Linked DNA regions of Homo sapiens: region 1 is linked to region 2. Evidence: read pairs that join two places in POLR2A ChIA-PET (ENCODE). Cell type or tissue: A673. All regions are shown on one strand. Links, peaks and the distances in the headings refer to the core of each region. The heading gives the core; the rest is flanking DNA. Region 1 overlaps EYA4 (EYA transcriptional coactivator and phosphatase 4). Region 2 overlaps EYA4 (EYA transcriptional coactivator and phosphatase 4).

Region 1 (8,397 bases), core at 2,030-6,029, 130 kb before region 2:
CGTTCTCGGGGAGTGTTGCGGAGAATTTGAGACAGGGGTTTAAATCACAGATAGTGGAGGAGAGTTCTGCTTCATTCATGGACAGGAAGTCCAAAGAAGGCACAGCGAACCACAGGTCCATCCAGGCACTTTATGCCAGATATTGAACGGGAAGCCTAGTAGCCCTTTAGTTACTGGAGAACGGCCAAAAACCCAGAGGTTCTATTTTTCCAAATGAGCACTTCCTGGGTTCATAAATCAAGGAACCCCACAGAGTATTCAAGTCACATATCTCCTTTCTCAGGTTGATTCTTTGTATAGTGGGTCCTAATGTGGTAAGACTTACTTATGAACATTTTATTTCTTATAATGCCGTCAGTCACTTCCTTTTTTCTCCCTGGCATATTCTCACCACCCTTATCCTCCATGGCCCCAACTCCCTTAACCTACTTGCCTAGTGCTCTTTTGCTGCCTACCTGGACAAAATAATAATAATAATAATAATCTACTCATCTTTCAAGGCTTAGCTCAAATGTCACCTCCTCTGTGAAGCCTTCCTTAAGGCTCAGGCAGAATTAGTTCTTTTCTCTGTGTAATACCATAGCACTTTTTTTGGACTGTTAATATAACAGCAGATTGTGTTGGGGCTCATTGTATGTGTCTGTCTTCTAGAGAGACTATGAACTCACAGAGGGGAGAGATCATATCTTTTTCCCTCCGTAACCTCAACACCTGGAGATGTTAATGGAAATTAAGTGACTGCACTATTCCATGCATATCTTTAAAGGGCATTAGGTCCCAAACCAGACATCTGCAAAGGATGAATCCTGTTAACTTTTTGGAAAACTGGTTCTCTTTTGCTTGTGGTCATGAAAGCTGGTTTATTGGTTATTTTCTACTCCAACTTATTTAAAGCCTCATTTGTACCAAAGTATTACTGATTTTCTAGTGGAAAAACAGGTATGTCCGGCGTACATTGGTATTTTCAATAAACTGACATTTAAAAGACAGATTTCTCGTTGAGGTTTATGGTCTTCATAATTCTAGTTTTCTCCAGAAACAGACCTTGATCTCTTTGGTTGCCTTCTGCTAAGATCGATTTCATGTTATTTTGAAGAATTTTTAACCCTCAGAATTATAGATTTCATTTGAGAGAAAGCATGTTCTGTATTTGTTTGTGTCAGTGTTTCAAAATGTGAGGACCAAAAATCCCAGATGTATCTATTAAAAATATACGTGGCCTTTTGCTGAGGGAAATTACATCTTTTTTTTCAGGCACAATTGAGGAAGTAAAAAAATTTTGTTTAGTTTTTAGTGGTTTGTTTTTAGGCATTTTCCATACAAAGATGAGCAAGACCCTTCAAAAACCACCAATTTGCTTATTTAGGGGGGAAAGTCTTCCTATGTCCAGAAATAACATTAAATTAAGATTATTGTTTCCAATAGTTTCAAAAATTGTGGTTTTATTTTCTTGTATGAGTCATTTTTTAGCATAGTGCAGTACATGATTGCACTACATCATGACAAAGCATATTTGCTCTGTGTTTCAGTGGGTCACTTTATTTATCAGCGTCAGATGATCAGATCAGAAGAGAGATCTAGCCTAACCCTTCCATTTTGCAGATGAGATGTTGTATTATGTGACCTTAAGACCTTAAGTCATTTACTCAGAACAAAACAGAAAAAGAGAACTTCATGCTGGGGACACTTCATGCTCCCAACTCTACATCTTACCACTTTATTTTTATTTGTTTGTTTCTGATGAGGAGTTGAGAATGCTGGAATCAGACTACCTTTGTGTGTATCCAGGCTCTGCCACTCATCAGCGATGTGACTTTGGTCATGTAATTTTCTGAGTGGCTGTAAGCCATAGTTCCAGCATGTGTACATGGGGAATAATAACAGTACTCGCCTCATGGAGTTGTAAGGAATAATTGAATTCATGCAGGAAAGACATTTGGTTCAGTGCCTGGCCCACTATAAAAGCTCAGGTTATAGTTTGAATTGATATCTTGGAATAAAATGCTGAGTGTATTTGATATTCAGAGAAGGAAATTCATGCTGCTAAAGCAAGTTTTTTTTTTTAATCTGTTACTTAAAAAATACAAATAAGTCATACTTTGTATAACATATTAAAACAGAGATGATAGAGGTTACTTTTGAGAGGAATGACCAGAGGGAGCAAGAGAGAGGCTTTGGAATGCTGATTATGTCTTTTATCTTGGTTTGGTTGCTGGTCATGTGAAAGTGTTTATTCAATAAAAATTCATCAGTGATCAACTTTTGATTTATGTATTTTATTTTACTGTGCATATGTTATACTTTCTTAAAAAGTTTTAAAAATACGGATATATTTAAAGTAAAAAGTGGATTTACTCATTCTTATTCTCTGCAAATCAGGATAAGTTGTTATACTTAGATGTGCATCTTTTCAGGCATTTTTTTTTCTATATATGTGTAAATGTAATAACTATGTGAGGATGTAATTTATTTTCATTTTACATTTTTAACTCCAATAGGATCATTGATTTCCTTAAAACTTGCTTTTGATCTGCTGAATCTTGAATATTTTTCCACATCAGTACATATAGTTTTGGGTGCTTCTATTTAATGTATGCAGATATTTCATAATTTCACTGTTCCCCTCTTGGTGTATGTTTACATTGCTTCCATATTTTTACTATTACTAAGTATGTTGCACTGATGATTTTTATGTCTCTTCGTACATCTGCCAAAAATATCTGTAGATAAAACTCTAGATGCAATATTAATAGATAAATATGTATGTGCATTTTCCATAGAAAATACCAAAATGCTTTTTAAAAAGATTTATGAATCTTGCATCTTTAAGGTAATATTCTCATCTTTCTCACAAAAACCAGGTGCAAAAATTTCAACTTAATTGAACCTTGTAATTATTTGTGCTCTGGTTAAGAAAAATGGTTATAGTAGTAAATTCCTTGAAACTCATATAGTAATCGGAATACTCCACTATGATTAGGATAAATAATTCTATTAACGATATATATTTAATATATACATATAATTTATATAATTAGTTTCTCACTTAAGAATATTTAGTATTCATTTTTATGAATGCATATTATATTTACTTATGGTTCGTAAGCCCAAATGTTAGGAAGAAATAAATCAGTAATATTATATTCACTACATTTTTTTTTACTTAGTACCATCAAATATTTACCAGAATTATTAGGAGAAATGGTTCTAACTCTCATGTGATTGGTGAGAACTTATGAGGAATGATATATTGTTATTCTAGTAAGAGCCTACTCTGTGCCAGGCACAGTTCTAAGCACCTTACATATATTACGATAGCTTTTTAACATAGAGATGAAAGGTATAGACATTGTATAAGTAATAAATGACATTACTCCATTATAAATGTGTTGATAAATATTATTATACATGTCACAATATCAGTTGTGTCATATCAATGACTAATTTATAAATCTGTTACTTATTATAATCTGTTTAATGTGGAAATAAAAGTTAATGCATCAAAATCCAGAAAATTGCTACTCAAATGCTGGCTAAAGTAATCTGATAGATACAGTTTTAAAATGAAGTATATTAATCAGTTGATTTTGTTGTTCGATTTTTATATGTAGAAAATTCTGTCTCCAGAATATTCAGTTCTTGTAGTTTTTGGTTAAGATTTTGATTAATCTTCAATGGTTATCTAGTGCCTTTAAAAAGTAGTCCAACTCAGAATAGCTAATGTATTCCTCTTGCATTGAATAAATATGGCTATCAATTTTTGTGGGGTTTTTTTTCCTGCAGAATTTCCTGTTATTCTAAGGGATTCAATAGGACTTACACATATAAAACTGAAAATTATATTACTATGGGGAAGCTGCTTTGTGCCTTTCAGAAGGAACTCTCTTGCTAACTTAAGTACTGTATGTGTGTAGAATAGCTAATATTTTCCTCCCAAGAAATTTCATGTATGCAGTTAAAACACTCTTAAATTGATTAAGGATTTGTTATATATTTCCAGAAGCACTCAAGAGTACTTTTATGGTTATAAGAGTAGAGTGCATTAGAATGCCAGAAACCAATGAATACGCTAGAGGCCTTCAAAACTGTGCCCAACATTCCTGACTTTACCATATAAACATGTGGGGTAGCCTGGAAAAACAAAACAACTCTCCTTCCCCCAACGTAGGTGAGGCCTGTGATGATAACACTTCAACTGGCTTGAATATTAATTTGATACTTTTCTGTTAGAAGTAATTTTTATTACTTAGCAAATGAAATGGAGAGGTAATAAATATGACTGATATTTATTTCTTGAGTAAAGTATTATTTTACATCAGATTCGACCAGTTACCTTTATCCTTTTTGGAAAATGTATTATACAAACTACCACAGTATTTTGCCTATTAATCAGGGAAGCTAAAAAACGTTTTATAAACGTTGAATCAAAACTCTCACTGCTGTGAGGGAATTAAATTTCAAGCAATATACTCCTTTTATAGGGTGAGAAACTGAAGTATGGAGAAATTACAAGGTTTTCCCAAAGCTATACACTGAGTCATGGCAGACATAGAAATCTACAATTCTGTTTGCCTGATTCAATCTGAAACTTCATGAAACGTAATTTATCCATTTCCTGACATGTGCTTTAGAAGTATATTTCCTTATTTGCTTATTTATGCTCTCATTCATTCATTCATGCATGCATTTATGCACTATTGACTATTTATGCACTCATTCACTCATTCATGCATTTTAAAAGAATCGGTGTTTTTGTATGATACAGTCTTGATTTAGGGACTATGAATATTCTGAATTTATATATCTTAGATATTTCTTCAAAGAAACTCATTGCATTTTTTTCACGATCATGAAAAAGAAATTAAGACATTAAGAAAACCAAGCTGGATTGTCCAAGTGTGGGCCATAGCAGTGTCTATGGGCAGCACCTGAAGCTAATTCAGGAGTGAATCTAGTTTGTTCAAGTGCTTGAACAAGAACTTGGCTGAAGCCCTGGAGGAGATGCCTGGGGCATAGAGTGGGGACGAGGAAAAACCATAGCACTCTTAGAGAGTACTGTAAGGACTAGTATCCACATCTCTACCACCTGATGTCTTTACATTTGGTTCAGTCAAGAGAGAGGGGGCAAATTATTCTGCTTCTCATTCTGCCATCTTCCTGATTTCAGTTCTCACGCTTTAAATTCTTTTTTATTGCGATCTTTTTCTTACTAGTTTAACCAGTATTTTCCCGCGCTTTCTTCACCAAATTCGTTTCTTTCCATCAGCTTGCGGAGTTATATTTTTTGATCGAACTGCTGGGGTTACAAGTAATTTGAAATGAGGAAAGTGTCTAGCAACTTCCCTCAGTCCAGTACCCTGTAACAGAGACTTCAGAGTACGTAGTGATGACACCTGCCCTCCTCCCCTTCTATAGAGAGTTTAGTGGGCAACTTTTTTGGCTTGTTCTCTTGTTCTTTTCTTGCAGCCCCAAGACTTAGGACTCAGACTTGGTTTCTGCTTGTATGGCTCTCCATCTCTTCCCTTGGAAGAGTTCTTTCCCGGGGGCTTTTTAGGTCCAAGAGCATTTGGACCCCTGGGAGATGAACTTGTAGATTCTACAAAGAACATCCAAGTACCAGGCAAACCACATCTTCCTGTAGCTTAAACGTTAGTCTTTTTTCCCCCTTCAATTTTACTGAAGAATAATTTAGTCTCCAACAAACAAGCAAACAGAACCCTAGGGTCTTTCTCAAAGGTGCATTCTTGCTGCTTTGAAGATTATCATCATTAATTTCTATTTCAGCTAATTGGTTTTCCTTTACATTTTTATTTGGGTATAAATGTGATACTTTGGTATACATTAATGTTGATCTATATTAATACGTCAATTTATAATTGAGTGATTTAAAAATAATGATGCACTATGACCTAGTTTATATCTGCCTTCCACTTAATGCATTTCCTAAGCAATTATGCTTTTGTGGCTGACTGAATTCCCTTATAATTCCCTGTTGGGAAACAAAGATTTTTTTTTAAATTGAAGAAGTGGTCTTGTTAACCAGGGGCACCGTACTTAACTTGAGAGAAAAAGATTAGGAATGACAGGAATGACAGCATACTCCTAATATCTAACAGCCTGCCATACATGTGAAAGCAGGACACATAGCAGGGAAGCATAACGTTGAGTTGACTCAAAACACCAAATGTATTTGATACATTATTTTCTGAATTCTTACAACTTCAGCCCTTTTAAAGGTCTTTGGATTTTTAGAAGCTATAAGGGCAGTTTTTGGTAAAGGTGGCCCTACTTCTAATTCAGTTACAGAGTCAGTGGAATGATTTTTATATTCAAATGCTACAGGGGAATTTATTGAGAGGAAAAAGGGTACTCAAACTTTCCTGGATGCCTCAATTAAAAATCTGGATCAATAAAATTTCCTCAAGTGTCCCAAATTTAAGGAAAGCAAACAGCATCTTATTTAATTACATTCTTAATTAGTATTCACTATAGACACAATTCAAATCAGTAACTTGGCATTAGATGAATCAGATTTATTGCCATATTATATAACTCTCATGTTTACTTTGTTGTGTTTGGGACTTCTCCCTCCCCATAATAAAGAATATGACTCACAGGTGTCACACCTTGATTCCTGAGAAATTAATGTTATAGAAAAGTTGTTTGGAAAGATATAATTGTGATTTTGTTATTGTTTTTGTTGTCATTATTTTCTTTTATGGGGATGGGCACACACTTCTTGAGATTTACCAGATTTACCTTGTAGTTCATAAATTATTTCTTTAGATGTATCTAATTTGCTGTTTAGTTTGTTTCTTGTAAAAAAATTCAGTGAATATATTTTTAAAAACATTTTTATGGTTCTCTTCCAGGTTTGTGTGTATATTTTTTTCGTGTGTGGCTTTTCAATTTTATTTCTGTTTCTTTTGTGTCTGTTTTAAGTATACCTATCTAGTTTTTTCCACATTGCTCTGTAGTTTCACATTCTTAGATTCCTAATTTGTTGTTGTGGCTACTCTCTACTGTGTTTTGTTTCTTTATGTAGCTTATAATTTTTTTTTTCTTTTTGAGATGGAGTTGTGCTCTGTTGCCCAGGCTGGAGTGCAGTGGCACGATCTTGGCTTACTGCAATCTCTGCCTCCTGGGTTCAGGCGATTCTCCTGCCTCAGCCTCCCGAATAGCTGGGATCACAGGTGCCCACCACCATGCCCAGCTAACTTTTGTATTTTTAGTAGAAAAGGGGTTTCGCCATGTTAGCCAGGCTGGCCTCAAACTCCTGACCTCAAGTGATCTGCCTGCCTGAGCCTCCCAATGTGCTGGGATTACAGGCATGAGCCACCGCACCTCGCCTGTAGTTTATAACTTTTGGTGGATTTCTCTCTTAGAACCCTTTGTACTCTGTGGAGCAATTTTGCATTCCCCTGGAGTCTAGGGATTTCAAACCTCTAGGTCAGTCTTTATTTTATTTTATTTTTTTGTCTTGAGGTTTCCATACCACAGATGCAGTAAACATTTAGAATTTACATCCTGCAAGGCTGAAGTTTTGATTTATCTCACTCAAGAAATTATTTTCTTTTATTCTCTTCCCAAAGGCTCCATCATAGGACAGGCTTCTTTGCTGAATCTGATGGTGGGCCGAGTTTTTCTATCCCCCCTCCAATAAATGTGACAAACTTTTTAGACTCCTTCCTCTGTGGATTGCCTCTTGCTTTTGCTTCCTGCCCATCGCCATAAAAGAAGATAATGACAACAAAACGATAACAACACAAATGTAAACGTACCTTTTCCTCTTAACTTTTCCATATCATCAATTTCTCATGAATTAAGGTGTGATACCTGAAAGTCACATTTGCCTTATCAGTTATATTCATATAGTTCCTTTGTCTTATTGATGTATCTCTCATATTATCCCTCATATCCACTTCTCCAGGCCTTTTTCCACCCCATGTCAGTCTAGATTCTCTTGGCTTCTCACTTGGAGCGTCACAGCAGCCTTTAAGTTGCCACTTAACTCCACTTCTTGTTCATCTTGTTTGTCAGAAATCTGAAGTAGATGTGTTGTTGCAATGATATCACATGTGCCATTCTTTGTTTTGGGGGTTTTAAGGCTTTTAAGGTTATCAAAATATTGTAATAACCAATTGTCTTAATTGTATTTTGTACTTATTCTCCTGCTTTTGCCAACTTAAAATGTCTTAACATCCTGTTAATACTGAATGCTGATGCTTTCCTATTCCCTTTTCTTTCACATGTCCGTCTATAATTGTTTATTGATTATATCAGTCTCTCAACACTAAAGGCACCAGTCACAACTTTGATGTTATACAGAATGACAACTAAAAGGTGACAAATGCTAATGACTTAATCGAGGAGTTGTTCATTTTTACAAGCTTACCT
Region 2 (8,397 bases), core at 2,435-6,434:
TTCCTTTAATTATTAAAAAACACCTCTTTCAAATTATAAGGCATACTTCCCCTGAAAATGATAGATATTCTAATAGTTAAATATTCTAAGAGTGTGATTTAATTCTCATGTCATTTATTTAACCTGAGTCATATTATAGCTTAATCTTTTTCTTCCCAATTTGGAAAGTGTTTTGTCTTGTTTCAAAGTCTGGCCTCATGTGGATGCTTCTCTAGTCTTTTCATCATTTTTGGCTGGCATTTACTGGAGATTTTCAGAATTTGTTTTACCTTTTCTGGGGTGTGCTGACAGATTCCTGCAGATATGGATGCAGATGGGGCTGTGAATGAGGGTGAATGATGTCCTCTGTTTTGCTGTTAATTGTGTCTTTGATAGCTGACCTATCTTGATCCTTTGTTCATGGTGGCATCTGTGCTGATTTCCTCAGATAATTGTCTGTGGTGTTTGCCAAATCACTTATTTCAGTGATAATTGCAGCTTTAAAAAACAGTCTCGGCCGGGCACAGTGGCTCACCCTATAAACCCAGCACTTTGGGAGGCTGAGGCGGGTGGATCATCTGAGGTTGGGAGTTCGAGACCAGCCTGGCCAACATGGTGAGACCCCGTCTCTACTAAAAATACAAAAATTAGTAGGGCATAGTGGTGGGCACCTGTAATCCCAGCTACTTGGGAGGCTGAGGCACGAGAATCGCTTGAACCTGGGGGGCGGAGGTTGCAGTGAGCCGTAATCATGCCACTGCACTCCAGCCTGGGCAACAGAGTGAGACTCGGTCTCAAAAAAAAAAAAAAAGTCTCAAAACATAGACTATTGTTTCCTAAATGTCTTATCACATATGTGCCCAATCGACCCTTCCAGTAGCTCATTGGGAACTCCTGGTAACTTATCTTTATTGGCCAGTGTAGCTGAGTGTTATTTTTGTACACTTTTTGATTTCTTTCTGCACTTCCCCTGTAGAGTTCATCATTTTCTAAGATTAAATGAATGGGCAAATGAGAATAATATAGTACATGTCCCTTCTCATTGTTACTCAGAGAATAGTTGCTTATTATGTGTTTAAATTGAAGAAGACTCATCCTAAAACCCATTAAGGAAAAGGAATAGGCTACAACCAAAAGGAGGAAGGGCCTCACAGTGGCATTTCTTCATTCATACCGTGTTTATTTAACCTTTGCCTCACTGTCTTCAGCTCCCTAGGTTTTATTCTTGATGCTTTTGCTTTTCTTTCATTTCATACTTTTTCATGTATAATCTCTGTTTACAACTCTTGATGTGGCCCACAGTGCCTAGCATGCTCCGCCCACGTCCTTCTGCTTCTGCTCGGTGTGCATGAGCTGCTGCTTGTTAGGAGGTCTGCATTCACCACTGCTACTTGCCTCTCTCCACAGAGGCTGGGACTCTCCTTCCCTTTCAGTTTCTCCTTTCCCCTCCCACCTTTGCTTACCTACATCATTTCAAATCATCTTCCAGATGTTTTGCGCCCGTTGCAGCACTCTCCCCTTCTCTAATTAGAGACAACTTAATGGTTATTCATTTCACTAGTATAGAGACTTAGAGCTTGATTTCATAGGTCAGGCATCTACAAACTGTGATATGAAAGGAGAGATTGCTAGGGACAGACCTTTAAGTGGAGTGGCTGCCAAACTCCTGAAGAAGCTCAGTGCTTTAAGGAAGCCTTCCCTATCCAGCCAACTAGTCCAGCCCCACTGTCATAAGGCCACAGGGTACCATGTTCTTCTCCTTCAGAGATTCTGCATGTGGTAGATGCCTCCTCAGTTCACCAGACTATAAGCTCTACAAGGTTAGAGTTCATATCTGCCTTTGTTCACCATTGCCTCATTAGTATACAGCACAGGGCCTAGCACATAGCAGGTCCCCAGTACATATCTGTTAAATGAATGAATAACTTCCAAATACACAAATCTGGCTTGCAATTGCTCCTGGAATATCTCTTTTAACCACAAATCCCTAGTGTAATTTAGTTAGGGATTTCTCTCTGCCATCTCAGCTCCACTTGTGAAAAATTGTAATTACACTTCTTTCCCCAGGGTCTTTCCTTTCTAGTGATAAATAATTCTCTCAGTTGTCCTGTCTCAGAACTTTTAAGCAATCTTTGACTTCTTGCTCCCTTTCCTAATCCTGCTGGTCATCAAGTTGACATTCAGCTATAGCCCCCCCAATTTTCTATGAAACCATGTTTTTTGAATTTTCCTCTGCCGTGCTTTTTGAATCTCTTTATCCTGCCTCACCTCACTGCCACTATGAAAGTTCAGAATCTTGCCACCTCACCTCTGAATGAATGCAGTAGGTCTTCACATGGCTTACAGGGTCTAGACCCTGCCTTTCTGTTCTGCCAAGACTGTCAGAGAGCCTTTCTTAATGACACTTTCCATATGGTGTTGCCGTGTTGGTCAATTGATCAGGCAGTATTCAGTAGACAGAGTATATACAGAAGCATGAGCAAATAACCTTAAAAGTTTATATGTGCAGGAAGTAAAAATGTGAAAATATACTTTTTGTGCCTAATTACTGCCCACAAAAGGTCAGGGGTTTTCTGGGCTACCTGTTGTCCACTCTCCTAGTTCTCTTATTTTTATTTTTATTTTTTGAGACAGACTTTCGCTGTGTCACCCAGACTGGAGTGCGGTGGCAGAATCTCGGCTCACTGTATCCTCCACCTCCTAGGTTTGAGCGATTCTCCTGCCTCAGCCTCTTGAGTAGCTGGGACTACAGGCGCCCCCGCCACCACACCCGCCTACTTTTTGTATCTTTAGTTGAGGTGGGGTTTTGTCATCCTGGCCAGGCTGGTCTCAAACTCCTGACCTCAAGTCATCTGCCCGCCTTGGCCTCCTAAAGTGCTGGGATTACAGGCGTGAGCCACTGCACCTGGCCCTATTTCCCTTATTTTACTCTGTTAAATGTTGCTTGAGTCTCATTTTGTATTCTACCTATCGTTCCAAACTGACATAGCAGTGCATGGCTCTAACATTAGTCCCAAAACATTCTAGGAAAAAATATATACCAGTTACATAGGTAATGTTTTCCATCTCCCCTGCTGTCTCCATTTCCTACATGTATCATAGAGTAAAATCATGTATGTGTGAACTCTGTGGCCACCCAAGGGCATCTATTTTTAGGTAATACTTATCTGGTAAGTTCTACAGATGAAATCATTTCATTAGAGGGATAGAGGAGAATAAGAGCACCAGAGTGCAGTTTGAGCACTGGGGGTTAGTGTGGTTAGGAAGGGCTTCATAGAAGATTGGGGGGCTATAGCTGAATGTCAAAGAATAGATAAATTTTGAAGAAATGAAGGAAAGAGAACTCACAGTGAGGTACAAACAAACAAACAAACAAACCAAAAAACCCAGGAGCTGAAATTGAAAGGTATGGTTTTTGGATAGTCCCACTTGATCCATGTGAAGAAATAGTAGATGAGATTAGAAAGTTAGGGTAGGTTAGCACAGCTTGTGGCTGGTTTAGCTTGCTAGTTGTTTTAGTTAGGACTCTTATTGGTTGCAGCTACTGTTGTCAGCCAGTTGAAGCAGAAAAAGGAAGTTTTAGTATCTATTATTTTTTGGGTTTTGTTTTTGTTTTTTTTTTTTTTTTGAGATGGAGTTTCGCTCTTGTTGCCCAGGCTGGAGGGCTGGAGTGCAATGGCATGATCTTGGCTCACCACAACCTCCACCTCCCAGGTTCAAGCGATTCTCCTGCTTCAGCCTCCTGAGTAGCTGGGATTACAGGCATGCACCTAAGCAAAGGATTAATTTCTTAACTCGGGAAAAGAGGGCTTGCTGAATTTCAGAAGGTATGGGAGACACAGATTATCTCCCTGTTCATCTCTTATTCATCTCTGTCCCCTTTGCTTCACCGTTCTGTGTCTTTATCTCTCTGGCTGACCAGCTTTGTTTTTCTCCAGGCCACACAACAAGAGGAAAATGCCCATGTGACACTGCTCCTGATTTTATACATTTGACTTCTTTAGCCACCTAGATAATAGATTCCTCTCTTTTTCATTATCTCAGTTCCAGATTTCTAGGGACGGGAATGTTTTCAGAGAGTCAGGGTCACAAAACAGAAATGTGGCTTTCAGGAGCCACCTCTGGGAGCCTATGAATTGGGTTGTGAGGAGCTTTCAAGCAAAGGTTGAGGGTAGATAACCCACAAGTGCCCTCTACTTTCTACTCCTTCCCTTCCCAGGACATTTTTAACCTGCCAGTTTTATCCAGCACCTACCCCTCCCTCATCCTTCACTTTATAATCCAGCCTATATAAACTAGCATATATCAAGGAAATTGAAAATGCACTCCCCCCTTTCCTAATTAGAGACAACTCAATGGCTATTCATTTTACTACTATAGAGACTTAGAGCTTGATTTCATAGGTCAGGCATCTACAAACCGTGATCTGAAAGTAGAGATTGCTGGAGACAGACCTTTAAGTGGAGTGGCAGCGAAACTGCAAAGTAAGAGGAACTCAGTTCCCCTCTTTATGTAAACTCTTGTACCAATTTTTGGCCTCCCTATACCCATCCCCAAGCTGACCAGTTCCTATTCAAGGGACCCAGTCTTCTCTTCGGCTCTCAAATACCAATTCAAATGCAAATTGCTTTCTCCATTTCCTGTGTGTAGTTGTTAGATAATTGTCTGACTAATGCCCTCAATTTTGCCAAGATTAGTGTCTAGGTTTTAGCTCTTTAAAAAAAAAAACAATGTTCAAACATACCTGCAGAAAGACAGTCAGCAATCAATAACCTAGAGCCCAGATTTAAAACTTGGCAAGCTCTCTTACAGGTATTGAGAGCTCACCAATGGATTTCTGATCAGGTAATGATATAATTAAAATTGTACTGGTGATGACAGATCAACCGTGACTCAGGTGCTTGGAGGCAGGGAGACCAGCTATGAAACTTACATAAAAGGCTGGAGAGACACTTAGCAAATTGTGGTTATTTTGGGGCGGCATTACACACTATTTTTTTCATAGCTTAAACACATTTTCCAAATTTTCTACAGTGGATACTTATTTCTTTTGATTTAAGAACAAATACATGCATATAAAGCCTGAAATAATAGATTTGGCTTGAAATAGGCATGGTGGCAGGGGGAAGGATCTGGCCTCTTCTTTCTGACAGCTTGCATTGTTCTTTAGAGATGAGAAAATGCCTGTCTTCGCCACATGTATTAGTGATTAATTCCAGAAAATGGCTGTGTTCCTGGTCAGCCTCTCCTACAGTAAACTGAGCTCAGAAATCTTTGTGGTTAACAGTACAAAACTCGTTCTGGAGACTGTTAGCTGCTTGAGTTAATTTGGTCAGAGTAATTCCTCATGTAAAGCAGCATTTGTGCAGTGACTTCTATCCAGAAGACCTAAGGAGCTAGGACAAGACTCTGCTTTGCATCACAGGGGTAATTAGAATGTTGTCGATTGAGGGCAACAACCATCTCTGAGTATTCTCCAAGATTGCTTAGGGGTTATTAAGCATCTTAAATCCTTATTTTGCACTTAGAGCATCTGTAGTGCAGAAATTCTAGACTCAGTGTGAGTAGAAACATAGAAGCTTTTGTGGTCCACTTCATGCTTGGCCAACTCTAGATGGTAATAGAAAGGGGGATATAGTGGTTTTCCTCTCAGTAGTTCAATTAAATGCTTATTCTCCCCCTTAAAGGTACTATTTATTGAGCATCTACTATGGGTCAGGCACCAAATGCTTGAGATACGTCAGTAAACAAAACAAGAGCATACATGGTAAAGGAGTATGTTAGAAGGTAATACATAACCACCAATTAAATAAAATAGGGAGGATCAGGAACATTGCGGAGGGGAATGGTTGTGGTTTTAAATTGGGTGATATTTTAGCAAACTTGAAGGAAATGAATGAGTGAGCCAAGCAGAGAGCTGGTGGAAGTACACTCCCTTCAGTAAAAGCCTGCGTGGCATGTTCAGGTGACAGAAGAGGGAAGGACAGTGTGGCTAGAATAGAGTGAGCCCAGAGTTCAAAATTTGAAATAGCAATATTCTAGAAAAAGCTACTATTTCTAGTCTTTTCCACATTTTGGAAATATTTACTTGTAATTTCAATAAACCATTTTCAAATAAATGTCTTGGACTAATTGCCTCTTTTGTCACTGCTACAAGATGGGGCTGATCCCCAACCAGGAACACCTCTCTCTGCCACACCACACACATCTTCTAAGACTAGGGCTCTCTCCTGATCAGAAGGCTTCAAGATTCTTCACCAGTGGAACTCGAAGTCTTAAGGCTTTTTCTAAAGTAGTGTTCTTAAAGTTTCAGTCTTAAATATAGATGAGGGCTTAATAGAGATTCCAAAATTTTGATTTGTAAAGGTACAGAGATTCTGCTTATTATCTTACATTTAATCATCACATTTCAGTTGTCTTAGCAACCTACACAGTATTCTCATTTGGTTTTCAATAAGCCAATGGATGAATGGGTTCTTTGTTCACGTGTTTATGAATTTCTATCACCTGATACTTGAAGTCTTTCAGGCATGCTTACTGTGCCAAATAACTGTCTTTATATTCCTAAAATTCATGTAGCTAAAATTAAGCTCTACTTTTTCTAAATATTTACATTTCCAATGAGAGAATCTCCAACATAAGAATAGTTGGAAAAATGTATATATAAGCTTGTGTTTTTTTTTTTTTTTTTTTTTTTTTTTTTTTTTTGGTCATCGAATGATTTAATCCACTCTTAAAATTCTAGAAAAAGTTATATCAAACAAATACTTGTCTTGCTTGGGTAGTAAGAGCCAAATAATACAGGTATCTTTAGTTCAACAGCGGCACCTTTATAAGCTTGTATTTAAAAAATACTTTTGCTTTAGTTATAATTAATTTCCAAGGCTCCACAGACTTGATGGCAAACTCAATTGTCTAGCAAACCTCACCCATACAGACATATTTGAGAATTACAGAGAGAAAAAAAAAAGCCTATGACAAATCTAGGCTTCATAGAGGTATCTCTGAGATGTTGTCTCAGAATGTTTTGTCTTACTGAATGCACAGTTTTAAATTCTAAGTGAAGGAATATATCGAAAATGTTTAACAAAGTACCTGCCACTGTATTATGTGAATTTAAATGACTGCTCTTATTACAAGTAGGCATAGTGATAGTATTGACAAGTGACAGTCTAATGACAAAAAGACAAAAATAGCGAAGCATAAATGTAAGAATGCAAAATGCTTAGTCACATGAGATATTTTGGCATGAACACTGGAAGCCCAGTATGCTTTAGTAATCCCTGAGGACATTGATATGCCTTAGTACTGTGTGATGATTCTCACTAGTGTTGGTCACCCTGATTTTCTCAGTAAAAGTTAAATTACATTTAACATCATAACATTTTAGAATTATTTATATACAAAATGATCCCATTAAAATATTTTAGAATTATTTATTTACAAAATGATCCCATTTAAAATATGCTATTGCTTAAAATAACCACAGCTCAGCAACACACAATATTTGACTAAACCATAATGACCAAATTCCTTGAAGGTTCTGGATAGATGAGGTTATCTAGAATTATTCCTTTTTCATGCTAACATGAGCAACTCAAGCATCTGGATCACTTAGGGATTTTTTTTTTTTTTTCTCCAATCCAGGTCAGGTACCTAGCACAGTGTGTGGCACATAGTAGGAGTGCAATAAATATTTATAATAGGAATTGGTGAATGAATGAATGAGGAGCTAGTTTTTATATTTTGGGGAGAGAAGTGGCAAGTTCTTCAAGTCTTTACCTACACTAGTCGCACTACCGTATGCCATATAAGAAGGTTTAAATGTCATCTGTAAATAAGATCAAATCTAAGGAAGACCTCTAAGTTTGGGCTGTGGTGGCTCCCGCCTGTAATCCCAGCACTTTGGGAGGCCAAGGCAGGCAGATTATTTGAATTCAGGAGTTTGAGACCAGCCTGGCCAACATGGTGAAACCCCATCTCTACTAAAAATACAAAAAATTAGCCAGGCGTGGTGTTGCGTGCCTGTAGTCCCTGGTACTCAGCAGGCTGAGACAGAAGAATCGCTTGAACCCGAGAGGTGGAGGTTGCAGTGAGCCAAGATTGTGCCATTGCACTCCAGCCTGGGTGACAGAGCAAGACTTCGTCTAAAAAATTAAAATAAAATAAAAACCCTCTAAGTTTGCTCTAACAAGTAGAGTAACTCTGTATCCCAGCTTACCCCATGTAGAGTCCCAGTTTACACTTGGTATCTCAGCATCCCTTTTGGATAGAGAGTTTACTTTCAAGAAAGTCTTGTTTGCATGATGAATTTAATGGTTATTCTAATTAAAGTCATCACGTCCTTACCAAAGGTTTTTGAAATAAAAATGTAATAATCAAGAATTTCCCTTTTTCTGTCTCCCCCTTCTTTTCTCC

What was found. Peaks named below come from ENCODE experiments on the same cell type or tissue, not always from the same donor. Only the 100,000 strongest peaks of a DNase experiment are listed, where the experiment ranks them.
Region 1: POLR2A ChIA-PET joins it to region 2 with 5 read pairs; 2 of 35 experiments call an interaction of 5 or more read pairs at or near these places.

The regions. Positions count from the first base shown.
Region 1 is chr6:133,253,188-133,261,584 of GRCh38, forward strand. All of the region lies in intron 1 of EYA4 (EYA transcriptional coactivator and phosphatase 4), which reads left to right. LOC124901231 (serine/arginine repetitive matrix protein 1-like) reads right to left here and starts at 407. Exons shown (of 3, transcript XM_047419612.1): 1 at 326-407. The coding sequence starts at 407. In A673, for the core only: no CTCF peak of the experiment used is centred there; no DNase peak of the experiment used is centred there.
Region 2 is chr6:133,387,632-133,396,028 of GRCh38, forward strand. All of the region lies in intron 3 of EYA4 (EYA transcriptional coactivator and phosphatase 4), which reads left to right. Among named protein-coding and RNA genes, the nearest start is that of EYA4-AS2, 65 kb to the right of the region's middle. In A673, for the core only: no CTCF peak of the experiment used is centred there; a DNase peak (open chromatin) is centred at 4,610; H3K27ac peaks cover 426 bases.